3 separate regions of the Homo sapiens genome follow, and regions 1 and 3 are each linked to region 2. The links are chromatin contacts, found by Hi-C or POLR2A ChIA-PET in ENCODE. All regions are on one chromosome and are shown on one strand. The core of a region is the stretch at or near the end of the contact, and the rest is flanking DNA. Distances in the headings are between cores, read along the strand shown.

Region 1 (4,305 bases), core at 1,078-3,577, 470 kb before region 2:
TTTGTATTTTTAGTAGAGATGGGGTTTCACCGTGTTAGCCAGGATGGTCTCGATCTCCTGACCTCGTGATCCGCCCACCTCGGCCTCCCAAAGTGCTGGGATTACAGGCGTGAGCCACCGCGCCCAGCCTATGACTTCTGAACGCTCTAAGTGTAAGCAGAAATAAACACCAGCTGGTTGTTAATGTTATCTTTAGTCATTTAAAAAGAATTTGCAAGACAAAATTCCAAATCAATTTTCTTACCTAGTGATGGGGCTCAAGCTGAAGACGGCTATCTGTCGATGCAGAAGCAGGCAGGCTTGCCTTCCTTGATGAAGCGAGTGGGAACTCCCAAAAAAGGAGTTTTTTAACAGCAAATAAACCTCAGACCCCCCACCGAAAAACGTTGGAAGATCAGGGATCCCTGGAGGAACAAGGTCCCAGATTTCAGCAATCATCCTACCAGTTTGGGCAATAAGGTGCCAAGCCAATACCGAGGATCAATAGGCGAACTGCTGCAGGCCGGGTTACCTTCACTGAGGATCTCTCAGTGCTTATCAATGTCAATCGAGAAAAATGACAAGTCTTAATCATTTCAGGAGGCTTATTTCCCAAAGTTAAGGACGCCCATGACACAGCCTCCGGAGATCCTGACGACGTGGGTCCAAGGTGGTCGGGGCACAGCTTGGTTGTATTCATTTTAGGGAGTCACGAGATATCAATCATATGTATAATAACAGGCCGGACAGGGCGCGGTGTCTCACGCCTGTAATCCCAGCTCTTTGGGAGACAGAGGCGGGCGGATCACGAGGTCAGGAGATTGAGACCATCCTGGCTAACATGGTGAAACCCGTCACTACTAAAAAATACAAAAAAAAAAAAAAAATTTGACGGGCGTGGCGGCGGGCGCCTGTAGTCCCAGCTACACGGGAGGCTGCGGTAGGAAAATGGCGTGAACCCGGGAGGCGGAGCTTGCAGTGAGCGGAGATGGTGCCACTGCACTCCAGGCTGGGCGACAGAGCGAGACTCCGTCTCAAAAACAAACCAACAAAAAAAAAACAGGCCGGGCGCGGTGGCTCATGCCTGTAAATCCCAGCACTCTGGGAGGCCGAGGCGGGCGGATCACGAGGTCAGGAGTTCAAGAACAGCCTGACCAACATGGTGAAACCCCGTCTCAACTAAAAATACAAAAATTAGCCGTGCGTGGTGGCACGCACCTGTAATCCCAGCTACTCAGGAGGCTGAGGCAGGAGAATTGCTTGAACCCGGGAGGCAGAGGTTGCAGTGATCTGAGATCACGCCACTGCATTCCAGCCTGGGCGACAGAGTGAGATTTCATCTGAAAAGAAAAAGAAAAAAAAAAAAAAAAAAAAAAAAAGAAGGACATTGGTTCTGTCCAGAAAGGCGGGGGCAACTTGGAACAGGGAGGGGGCTTCCAGGTCACAGGTAGGTGACAGACAAATGGTTGCAGTTTCTGGGTTTCTGATAAGCCTCTCCAAAGGAGGCTATCAATATGCATTTATCTCAGTGAGCAGAGGAATGACTTTGAATAGAATGGGAGGCAGGTTTGTCCTGAGCAGTTCCGAGCTTGTCTTTTCCCTTAGTTTAGTAATTTTGGGGCCCCAAGATTTTCCTTTCAGAAAAAAGAAAATGTGGTATATATACACAATGGAGTACTATTCAGCTCTAATAAAAGAATGAAACCCTATCATTTGCCACAACACGGATAAACCTGAGGATATCATGTAAGCAAAATAAGACACAGAAAGACAAATACCTCATGATCTCACTCATGTGGCATCTTTAAAACGAAGTTAATCATTAAGATATTTACCAGTTGTCTGAGGTATTGGGTTGAATTTTCTTTTTTTTTTTTTTTTTGAGACGCAGTCTCGCTCTGTTGCCAGGCAGAAGTGCAGTGGCGCGATCTCGGCTCACTGCAACCTCCGCCTCCCAGGTTCAAGCGATTCTCCTGCCTCGGCCTCCCGAGTAGCTGGGACGACAGGCACCCGCCATCACGCCCCGCTAATTTTTTGTATTTTTAGTTGAGACGGGGTTTCACCATGTTGGCCAGGATAGTCTCGATCTCCTGACCTCGTGATCCGCCCGCCTCGGCCTCCCAAAGTACTGGGATTAAAGGCGTGAGCCACTGCACCCTGCCTTCCAAATTAAAAACTTTTTAAAACCTCGTACCTCGCCGTGGGCGGCGACCGTCGCGGACTCGCCGGGAAGACGGCCCCACGGAGCCGGGAACACCGCCCGCTGTTCGTATGTCCGAGGTGACGCCCCGCTGTGGCGGGCTGGCGGAAGTGACGCGCTGCTGTGGCGCGCCGGCGGACGTGACGCCACTGTCGCTGCGACGATAAGGCCTGGCGTTATTGCTTAGAGGCGGCTACCTGGAGCCGGAAGCGCGGCTGCAGCAGGGCGAGGCTCCAGGTGGGGTCGGTTCCGCATCCAGCCTAGCGTGTCCACGATGCGGCTGGGCTCCGGGACTTTCGCTACCTGTTGCGTAGCGATCGAGGTGCTAGGGATCGCGGTCTTCCTTCGGGGATTCTTCCCGGCTCCCGTTCGTTCCTCTGCCAGAGCGGAACACGGAGCGGAGCCCCCAGCGCCCGAACCCTCGGCTGGTACGGACCCCTCCCCGGCGTCTCCGCTCCCCTGACCCCACATCCCCTAGAAGACCTTTTTTCTGAGCCTCGCTGCTCGGATTTCTTCTCGGCGCTCCCCGGTGGTCTCTTCCATTATGGTCCCCACCTCAGAAATTTTTTTTAACCGCTCCAGCGTCTCTTTTCTGTATTCTTACAACTTTGTGGCAACCACCTCTACTGGCCCCACTTCGACCTTCCTTCCTGATCACCACAAAGTAAGCTGTGTCCATACCTGGGATCCAGCCTCTCCACTTCTACTCGTCCAGAGCTCCCGCCCCTTTCCTGAGCAGCCTTTGGGTCACTCCCCGTTATAGGCGCCCTTTTTGCCCCCTAGCACACAACAGATAAGACCCCTGCCGATCCCCTCGCGTTTTGGTCTCTTATATTCCTCCAAGATGTTTTCCCTGCCTAGGGGCTAAGGCCTCTCTGCGTTAGGCCTCTTCCTAGGCTTCACCTACCCAGCCATATACAGCAAGTAAAGGCGCCCTGGTTCTGGACCACTTGCACACATCGCCAGCCGCTGACCATGTAAACGCAGTATGTAAACGCCCAGCCATCCCGTAGCTGCAGCTCTGCGTTTTAGGTCAAGCTCCCTAAATGTCCCATTCCAGGACCCTTACGTAGGGATTCTCCTACCCCAGTACTCTTCACCATACTGAGGATAATTCACTGCTTGCTACTGTGGGTCCCTAAGATTACTCCTGTTAACCCCCGTCCTTTCCCCCCAGCACTACCTACCAAGTACAAGTCGCCTCCTTTTGGGTTGGGTTATGTAGATATCGCAGGGTATGTGCTGGAGAAGTAGGTAGAAGCTAGATTGTGAAGGTGCTTGATGCTAAGGAAAGTTTAGAGTTCAATTTCCTTTTTTTTCTTTCAAACACTTAGGAGCCAGTTCTAACTGGACCACGCTGCCACCACCTCTCTTCAGTAAAGTTGTTATTGTTCTGATAGATGCCTTGAGAGATGATTTTGTGTTTGGGTCAAAGGGTGTGAAATTTATGCCCTACACAACTTACCTTGTGGAAAAAGGAGCATCTCACAGTTTTGTGGCTGAAGCAAAGCCACCTACAGTTACTATGCCTCGAATCAAGGTAAGTTTGCCTTAATGTTTTATGAATCATGGTTTGGCTGTTTTGAAGATTTAGAGGGGGTCTCTGTAGTCTTTCGCTTGGAGTTGCAATTTTAAGAAAGTGGAAATTTTGTGCTGTCAGTTGGCTGGGGCAATAGAATGTTGAAGGAGCCTCACACGGGATGGAACTGAGACCCATCATTTGTGCCCCATGTCAAGTAGCCAAAGCTCATGCTTCATGGCAAATATAAAAGATTTAGAGCAAGATCATCCAGGCTAACCTACCCCAAGATATGCCATTCTTGGTGACCTGCTTTCTTCTTTAATCGTCACTGGGTCATTTACAATCTTAGAAGGAGCCTTTAGAGTTAATCTAGTTCAGTCTCTAGACTTTATAGATAGGAAAGCAAACTCAGATAAGTTAAATGTGACTTCTCCAAAATTATCCACCAGTATACATAATGATCAAATCAGTATGTTCCGGCCTCAACAATTACCACTGTTTCCACCATATCCTTCAGGTGTCCAGCCTACTGACAGCAGCTTTGAAGTACATAGTGCATTTCCCAAGAACCGTGGGTAAAGAAAAAAGTAAGCCTTTATTGATT
Region 2 (4,304 bases), core at 579-3,078:
GGGCAGGAACCCTGGGCTGGGGCAAAGGCTGCGGGGGCTGGGAGTGGGCAGGGCACCCAGTGACACAACTGCCAAGACAGCCCCGGGTGAAGGTTGTGCCACGGAGCCCCAGGCAGTCCAGCTGGGACAGGGAGCTCTTCCAGAAGGCCCCGCTGGTGCCGCCCTTCACCTGCTGCAGCCCTAGCCACCCCAGTCTCCAGATGGGACCGGGAGAAGCTTCTCCTGGCAGCTTAAGAGAAAAGCTCTGGAAGCAGGCCAGGGTCCACCGAGAGAAGGGGGGACAGGCAGCACCCAGGTCCCTCCTCTGCCATGGAGACAGGGCCTGCTCACCCCACGCCCCACGCTTGGGTCTCCTGGCGGGGAGGGTGCCCTCCTTCCCATACCGCTGCTGGCCCCTCTTCCACGGGTGCTGCCCAGGAGGGCCCTTTTGCCCCCTCCGAAGGGGGAGGGGACCCGGAGTCTGGCCTCAAGTCGGGAGCTGCCTCAGCCACACATGCACACTCCCCACCTCTGGGGAAGCCCCTGGCATCCCCAGGCAGCAGGCATGGCTGTGCCATGCTCTGACGTGACAAAGAAGCTGGCGGGCCAGGCCACCTTGTGCAGCCCTGGGGGTCAGAACAACCATGCCGTTTCCACCACAGACGACATCCCCGTGTGAGGGGACAGTCTCCTCTGCGGACCCTGACCTGAGTGGACCCCTATCCCCAGAGAAAGGCCTGAGGCTAAGGATAGCCCCTCCCACCTCAGCGTCCCTGGCCAGGACACAGTAAGTGTCAAACGTCCAGAACTCCGGTCCTGTCCCTCGCTCCCTCCAGAGGCTGGGCTGTGGTCCCCCTGTCCCTCGCTCCCTCCAGAGGCTGGGCTGTGGTCCCCCTGTCCCTCGCTCCCTCCAGAGGCTGGGCTGTAGTCCCCGGGGCCCGCCTGCTTGCCGCGGGGGAAGATGAGAGCCAGCCCTGGGAGCACCCGGGCCCAGAACAGGGAAGGGCTGTCCTCACCCCAGCAAGAGCTGGGCAGCTGGGTGGAGCAGGGCTGGGACACGCGCACCGGGACGGCAGGGCCCGGCCTGGCTCTCCAGGAGGCTGGGACTCTGGGCCACAGCATGAGAAGGGCTAGGGCCAGGGGCCCAGGCCAGCCCTGCTTAGCCACACCTGCTGCCCCAGCCACTGGGAGAGGAAGCCGGCCATGGGGACCCCAGCTGAGGTCCCGCTCGCATCAGGCACAGCCCCTGGGTCGCAGCCATCGCGCGGCACTATGGAGATGCTGTCCGCACCTCCCAGGTGAGGAAGCCCGCAGCCTGGAGCGGCCCCACGGCGCACAGGCCCCGGCCGCCCCACGAAGGCACGTCCCGCGAGCAGGGCTGGGACCCCGCCCTCCACTCCCCCGAAAGCGCCGGTGCCACCTCCGCTCAGGCTCCCGCCCACGGGGCAGAGGCAGGGCTGCAGCCGGGTAGGCATCGGGCCCGGGCGCTCACCGTCGCACAGGAAGCCGGCCAGCCCCCAGATGAAGTCGGAGCAGAGGTGGCAGAAGGTGGGCTTGGTGAGCGTCACCTTCCGGAAGCTGTGTCCCGGCGCGGCAGCGGGGCCCGGGGCTCTGACGCCCGCCCGCTCGGGTCCCGGCCCCGGCCCCGGCCCCGGGCGCGCGCGGCCTCCTGAGCCCAGCACGGGGCTGCAGGCCGGGCTGCCGGGGCGCGGGGAGCCGCCGCCCAGCCAGGCGCGGGCCCCGGGCTCGGCCGCCGCCGCCATTCCCGGCCCGAGCGGCCCGAGCCCCTTTAGGTCCGCGCCGGGGGTACAGGAGCCGCCGCTCCACGGCCCGGTACACTGCTTCCGACTGCGCCTGCCCCACTGCGCAGGCGCGGGCCGCGGGGCGGGGCGGGGCGCTGCTGGTGGGCGGATCTGGGGGCTGGCGGGGCGGGGCCTGCTAAGGGTCGCAGCCGTGCCCCGTCGATGAGCGGGGCTGGGGGCGGGCCCTGTGATCGGGCGGGGCGGGGCCTGCTAAGGGGCGGGGCCTGTGCGCGGAGGCCGCTCGCGAACCAGCCGTGGGGAACTGGTCCACGTGGGCTCGGTTTGACCGCAGCCGGGCCAGACTTCTCCGGACGCCGCACGCGCGGCGTTGTACCTGCGGGGTCCCGGCCCGCGGCTGCGCAGACAGGCGCCTCCCACGCGAGACGCGGATGCTGTCCGAGGCCCCCGGCCGCGCAGGACGCCCCCGGCGAGGGGCAGCGCTGCGGGCCTCCCACAGTGGGTCCCGGAAAGCGGGGTTTGCGGTGCTTGGGCGGCTCCGTCCGTGGGGTCTTCGCACGCGCAGACTTGGCCCTGCCCGAGGCCCAGGACCCCCGGCGCCCGACCGCTGTCCTCACTGCAACGGGGGACCCGCCTGCGGCCCGGGGCTGTCCGCTCGCGACCCCCACCCGGGCCTCACGCCGAGCGCCCAGCTCTCCTGCCTCGTGCGCGCCACGGGTCTTGTTCAGGTGGCGCTGGTGTCCTTTGAGAGCCGCGTCCACGCGGGTCACCCCTCCCCGCCGCTGGCAGCAGTCTGGGTCCTTGCCCCCGTGGGCCTAACTGTGGATAGGAGTCTGCGAAGCGGGGGACCCCACCCCGGGCCACCGAGCGGGGACCTGCAGAGGGCAGGGCTCCAGGGCCATCGCAGCAGGCGGTCTCAGGGGGCAGGAAGAGCAGGGAAGGGCCTGTGGGGAGACGCCTGAAAGGGGCTGGGGGCTGTGGACTCTGGAGGGAAGGAGCCGGGAGACCTGTCCTAGGGGCTGTGCTGGTGAGGGCACCCAGACCACAGGGGATTCCAGGAATGGAGGGTGAGCCGGGGACCCAGTCTGAGGAGGGAGGAGCAGGCCCCTGAGATGGTGAGGGGGGAGACGCAGTCCTCAACCAGGGAGGATTCTGTTTGTCCAGAAGCTGCTGGTTGAGCTGCTGGGGTAGGACCCTGGGTGGACCCCAGGGTAAAGGGAATGCAGCCAAAGCTTCAGGGAACCTTCACCCTCCAGGAGCTGCGCTCTGGGACAGACAGCACCCTGAAGAATGAGGGCTGCCTGGGGGCAGCAGGAAGGCGTCCAGGCGGAAAGCCGGAGCAGAGGCCCTGTGGCAGGGTGCTCCGCAGAAATCCTTTCCTGATGCCCACCTATGCTGGGAGGCCCGGAGTCACCACCCCTGCATTCCCTGTCTCCTGTGCCAGACCCCACCCCGAGCCTGCCCTCAGCCAGGCCCCAAGACCCCCTGTGCCTGGGCCCTGGGAGAGCTAGGACCCAGCCTTGTGGCCCATGAGGAGGAGGTGGCTCACTGAGCCCGTGGTGCTCATGGCAGTGAACCACGGTGCAAACTGCAGCTGGCTTCTGAGGAAAAACTGTTTAAGGACATACCTTTCTCCATTTAGGAGACAGTGGAGAGCATCAAAAACATCTTAAAAAGGAAAACCCTCATCTACCATTTCTGCCAGAACTTTCTGCTTTCTGACGCACACGTTAATTAAAATGGCGGGCAAAGCATCCTTCCAGCAAACACTCCACGGACTTCCTAGAACGTCCTCCAAAGCCACCAGCAGCTTCTCGCTGAAGGGGCCTTAAAACTTTGAATCCGCTCTCCCTCTCCCTCTCCCTCTCCCTCTCCCTCCACGGTCTCCTTCCACGGTCTCCCTCTGATGCCGAGCCAAAGCTGGACGGTACTGCCGCCATCTCGGCTCACTGCAACCTCCCTGCCTGATTCTCCTGCCTCAGCCTGCCGAGTGCCTGCCATTGCAGGTGCGCGCCGCCACGCCTGACTGGTTTTCGTGTTTTTTTTGGTGGAGATGGGGTTTTGCTGTGTTGGCCGGGCTGGTCTCCAGCTCCTAACCGCGAGTGATCCGCCAGCCTCGGCCTCCCGAGGTGCCGGGATTGCAGACGGAGTCTCGTTCACTCAGTGCTCAATGGTGCCCAGGCTGGAGTGAAGTGGCGTGATCTCGGCTCGCTACAACCTCCACCTCCCAGCCGCCTGCCTTGGCCTCCCAAAGTGCCGAGATTGCAGCCTCTGCCCAGCCGCCACCCCGTCTGGGAAGTGAGGAGCGTCTCTGCCTGGCCCCCCATCGTCTGGGATATGAGGAGCCCCTGTGCCTGGCTGCCCAGTCTGGAAAGTGAGGAGCGTCTCTGCCCGGCCGCCATCCCATCTAGGAAGCGAGGAGCGCCTCTTCCCCGCCGCCTTCCCATCTAGGAAGTGAGGAGCGTCTCTGCCCGGCCGCCCATCGTCTGAGATGTGGGGAGCACCTCTGCCCCGCCGCCCTGTCTGGGATGTGAGGAGCACCTCTGTTGGCCACAACCCTGTCTG
Region 3 (4,597 bases), core at 33-2,532, 270 kb before region 2:
CCTGCACCGCACAGCCTCGCAGCGAGTGCCCCTGGGCCTACGGGGCCTCCCCTCTCGCCACCAAGCCTCCACACTGCGCGGTGCCCCGCCGCCCGGAACCACAGTGGTCTCGCTTCCCACCCAAGACCCAACCTGCCCTCCCGTCCTGGGCCGCCAGCCCAGAACCCGCAAACCGGGAGACCCTAGGACCCCGCGTGCCTGCACGTCCGCCTCACCCCCGCACGCGCCCTCGGTCCTCGGATCCCGCCCTCTCAGGACAGTGCCAGTCCCACGAAGGCGCAAATGCCGCCCGTACTGCTCCACCCTGGCGGAGGGCACCCAGGTCGGAGAGTCCGCACGTGGGTGCCCTGTCCGTCCTGATGCTGAACATAACCTAAATACAAGCCTAAACATGACCAGACCCGAACCCCTGACCCTGACCCCACCCCTAATCCTGACCCTAACCCTAAACCCAACCCTAACCCTAAACCTAACCCCTAACTCTGACCCTACCCCTAATCCTGACCCTAACCGTAAAACCAACCCTAACCCTAACCCCTAATGCTGACCCTAACCCTAAATCCAGTCCTAACCCTGACTCTAACCCTAACCCTGACCCTAACCCTAAAACCCAACCCTAACCCTAACCCTGACCCTAACCCTAAACCCAACCCTAACCCTAGACCAGACCCTAACCCCTGACCCTGACCCCACCCCTAATCCTGACCCTAACCATAAACCCAACCCTAACCCTAACCCCTAATGCTGACCCTAGCCCTAAACCCAGTCCTAACCCTGACTCTAACCCCTAACCCTGACCCTAAACCTAAACCCAACCCTAACCCTGACTCTGACCCCTAACCCGACCCCTGACCCTAACACCGACCCTTAACCCTGCCGGGAGGGCGCTCAGTCCCGGCTCCCACAAAGGACAGCAGCACCCGTACTGGACGGCACCCCCGGAGGGACCCGGGCCTGAGGACTCTGCTGCTCCAGCGCCCCAGCTCACGATCGTCCAGGACCCGTCGGGTCCCTCAGCACAGCGCGGCCCTGTCGCTCTCCTGACCACGCCCCTCATGGCCCCGCCCTATGCCTCGCCCCTGGCCCTCGCGCCCCGCGGCTCCCTCCGCCGAGTCCAGGCCCGACGCGCCTGCGCCCTCTGAACACGCCCCTCCCCGCCCCTATCCCCACCCCTTACCGCCTGGCCCCGCCCACGCCCCTTGCCGCGGGGTGGGAGCCCAGACGCACACCGCGCATGCTCCGAGCGCGGCGCCCCCGACGCGGCGCTCGGCTCGGCTCGGGCATTTCCGCCTCTTTGTTTTAAACTCCGGACGGGCTTTTTTCTCCTCCTCTTGGGGGGGACCCAGAGGGAGCGGCGCCCCCTCCCCCCTCCGGCGCGGACCCCGCGTGCGCCTTGCTCGCCCGCAGCCCCGAGACCGCAGGTCAGTGAGTCCGCCCCGCCTGGCCTGGGCCCTCGGCGCCCGCTCCTCAGGCTGCGGCCTCGGCCCGTGTCCGGCCCGGAAGGCTCCGAACCCCGGGCCCGCGCTCCGTCGTCCCCGTCGGCCTGGCCCGGGAAGCCCTTGGCAGGCCCGGGAGGGCCGGCACCCCAGCCCAGTCAGGACTCCGGGAGGTCGAAGACCCCAGCCCAGGCAGGACTCCGGGAGGGCCAAGAGCCCAGCCCAGGCAGGACCCCGGGAGGGCTGGGACTCCAGCCTAGGCAGGACGCAGGGAGGGCAAGACCCCAGCCCAGGCAGGACTCCGGGAGGTCGAAGACCCCAGCCCAGGCAGGACCCAGGGAGGGCTGGGACAGCAGCCCAGGCAGGACGCAGGGAGGGCAAGACCCCAGTCCAGGCAGGACGCAGGGAGGGCAAGACCCCAGCCCAGGCAGGACTCCGGGAGGTCGAAGACCCCAGCCCAGGCAGGACCCAGGGAGGGCAAAGACCCCAGAACAGGGAGGGCCAAGACCCCAGACCAGGCAGGACCCCGGGAGGGCCAAGACCCCAGACCAGGCAGGACCCAGGGAGGGCGAAGACCCCAGCCCAGGCAGGACCGCGGGAGGGCAGGGACCCCAGACCAGGCAGGACCCCGGGAGGGCCAAGACCCCAGACCAGGCAGGACCCAGGGAGGGCGAAGACCCCAGCCCAGGCAGGACCGCGGGAGGGCAGGGACCCCAGACCAGGCAGGACCCTGGGAAGGTCGCGACCCCAGCCCAGGCAGGACCCAGGGAGGGCGAAGACCCCAGACCAGGCAGGACCCAGGTGAGGGCGAAGACCCCAGCCCAGGCAGGACCGCGGGAGGGCAGGGACCCCAGACCAGGCAGGACCCTGGGAAGGTCGCGACCCCAGCCCAGGCAGGACCCAGGGAGGGCGAAGACCCCAGACCAGGCAGGACCCAGGTGAGGGCAAAGACCCCAGCCCAGGCAGGACCGCGGGAGGGTAGGGACCCCAGCCCAGGCAGGACCCTGGGAAGGTCGCGACCCCAGCCCAGGCAGGACCCCGGGAGGGCTGGGTCTTCAGACCAGGCAGGACCTGAAGAGAGTTGGGCTCTGGGATTGCACAGGACCCCCAGAGTGCTAGGACACAATGACACATCATCCAGGAGGGTCTGACCCTGGGACAGGTCACCGAGAAGGGCTGGGACCCCAAGATGGGTCACCAAGGAGGGTCGGACCTGGCCACCTGGCAGGGCCCGGGGGGGCTAGGACCCTGGGAAGAATCACGGAGGAGGGCCAGACGTAGGGACCAGGCAGAATCCAAAGAATGCCAGGACCCCAGAATAGATCCCCCAGGAAGGTCCTGCCTTAAAGTGGGTCACAGACGAGGGCCAGGACCCCATGACCATAATTCAGGAGGACCTGACCCTGGAGCAGTCTTGTGAGTCCTGTGAGCACTGCTGGGACCCTGAGACTGCCCCGTCTCCCCCGGGACCCTGAGACAGCCCTGTTTTCCCCTGGGGGCCGGGACCCTGGGACAGCCTGTTTTCACCCGGGGGCCGGGACCCTGGGACAGCCCTGTTTTCCCCTGGGGGTCGGGACCCTGGGACAGCTCTGTTTTCCCCTGGGGGTCGGGACTCTGGGACAGCTCTGTTTTCCCCTGGGGGTCGGGACCCTGGGACAGCCCTGTTTTCCCCTGGGGGTCGGGACCCTGGGACAGCTCTGTTTTCCCCTGGGGGCCGGGACCCTGAGACAGCTCTGTTTTCACCTGGGGGCCGGGACCCTGAGACAGCTCTGTTTTCACCTGGGGGCCGGGACCCTGGGACAGCTCTGTTTTCCCCTGGGGGCCGGGACCCTGGGACAGCCCTGTTTTCCCCTGGGGGTCGGGACCCTGGGACAGCCCTGTTTTCACCTGGGGGTCGGGACCCTGAGACAGCCCTGTTTTCCCCTGGGGGTCGGGACCCTGGGACAGCCCTGTTTTCCCCTGGGGGCCGGGACCCTGGGACAGCCCTGTTTTCCCCTGGGGGTCGGGACCCTGGGACAGCCCTGTTTTCCCCTGGGGGCCGGGACCCTGGGACAGCCCTGTTTTCACCTGGGGGCCGGGACCCTGGGACAGCCCTGTTTTCACCTGGGGGCCGGGACCCTGAGACAGCCCTGTTTTCTCCCAGGGCCCGGCACCCTGAGACTGGACAGTGAGAAGGGCTCATGACATGGACAGGCTTCTAGATGACCAGGACCTCAAACGGGGTCACTTAGGGTCGGGACACTGGTGTGGACTGGGAAGAAGGCTAGGCTCTCAAAGAGGACCTGATGAGAGCTGGAACTTCCAGACAGGTCCTCAGAGGGCTGGGACTCCTGAACAAGTCACTGAGGAGCATGTAGGCCCCAAGACTGGACTGTAAGGAGTACTGGGACCCTCGGGGGGGAATCCAGCAGTGTCCTGAATCTGCCCAGTCCACTCAGCTGGATGCACCTGCTGTGAAGGCCAGGCATCTGGCATCCTGGTACCCGAGGCCCTTTCCATGAGACCCTGGGCCAGCCCCACAGCCCCTGCACATGAACCGCCTAGGTGATACCTGGGGTAGGTATGAGGCAGGGGCCTCAGGGTTCCAGGAGCTCCCAGCCCACAGGCTCCACACCTCAGGCTGGCACTGCACCCTCCCACTCAGCCCCTCGTCCGGGGCTGCTGTCCTGTCCTTGCCTTGGCTGTGGTCCGTGTCCAGCACCTTCAACCCCTCCTGCCCCTCTCCCCATCTTCAAGGTCATGTGAGTGCCCCACTTCCTCAGTGTAGAGGCGTTTCCAGTGTCCGGGAGACTTGGAGGAGGGGTGGGGTCTGAGCTGGGATGTGGACTCCTGGGCATATTTTGGGGACAGTTGGTCCAAGTCAGGAAAGTTGGAGCAGGCAAGGCTATTTCCCACTCCCTCTCTAGTAAGGGAAGGAATTAAAGGATCCTGGTGGTGATCGGGCTGGGGACGGGGGTTGGTTTATTTCTCTGAAACCTTTGAATCAGCCTTTTATCAAAAACTTGTGGGTGTTTTCCTTTAATTTGGAAGTGGTAATGAAAAAGTGGGGTGCATGAGGTATTCAGAAGCGAGCGGTCTATGCTGTCCTTTGACTAGGGAAGGGTTGTCTAGTGACATCTTGTCAGGGGTGTTTCCAGAGGGTGGTCATCCCAGGAACCCTG

The links. Hi-C counts contacts between places; a loop is a spot of excess contacts on that map. ChIA-PET counts read pairs that join two places held with the same protein, here RNA polymerase II (POLR2A). Pooled maps may share reads with other maps.
Region 1: a map of CD8-positive, alpha-beta T cell shows a loop between it and region 2 (21-fold over the local background). The contact joins the promoter of PIGG here to the promoter of DGKQ in region 2. A Hi-C loop is called at or near these places in 1 of 168 maps with a recorded cell type or tissue (CD8-positive, alpha-beta T cell), 1 of 37 single-sample maps with no recorded cell type and 9 of 50 pooled maps. POLR2A ChIA-PET finds 5 or more read pairs at or near these places in 1 of 52 experiments (activated B cell).
Region 3: a loop to region 2 is called in a map of CD8-positive, alpha-beta T cell, with 17 times the contacts of the local background. The contact joins the promoter of PCGF3 here to the promoter of DGKQ in region 2. A Hi-C loop is called at or near these places in 6 of 168 maps with a recorded cell type or tissue (B cell, CD4-positive, alpha-beta T cell, CD8-positive, alpha-beta T cell and 1 more), 4 of 37 single-sample maps with no recorded cell type and 14 of 50 pooled maps. POLR2A ChIA-PET finds 5 or more read pairs at or near these places in 2 of 52 experiments (IMR-90 and activated B cell).

Annotation. Positions count from the first base shown.
Region 1 is chr4:496,883-501,187 of GRCh38, forward strand. It overlaps PIGG (phosphatidylinositol glycan anchor biosynthesis class G (EMM blood group)), which reads left to right and starts at 2,328. Exons shown (of 13, transcript NM_001127178.3): 1 at 2,328-2,607; 2 at 3,514-3,719. The coding sequence starts at 2,454. It overlaps ZNF721 (zinc finger protein 721), which reads right to left and starts at 2,274. Exons shown (of 3, transcript NM_133474.4): 1 at 2,174-2,274. RefSeq lists enhancers at 1,560-2,425, 1,989-2,468, 2,426-3,289.
Region 2 is chr4:971,741-976,044 of GRCh38, forward strand. It overlaps DGKQ (diacylglycerol kinase theta), which reads right to left and starts at 1,829. Exons shown (of 23, transcript NM_001347.4): 1 at 1,472-1,829. The coding sequence starts at 1,742. RefSeq lists an enhancer at 333-973 and silencers at 1,208-1,657, 1,758-2,097.
Region 3 is chr4:704,550-709,146 of GRCh38, forward strand. It overlaps PCGF3 (polycomb group ring finger 3), which reads left to right and starts at 1,283. Exons shown (of 11, transcript NM_006315.7): 1 at 1,283-1,421. RefSeq lists enhancers at 1-30, 1,071-2,056, 2,057-3,041 and a silencer at 1,006-1,705.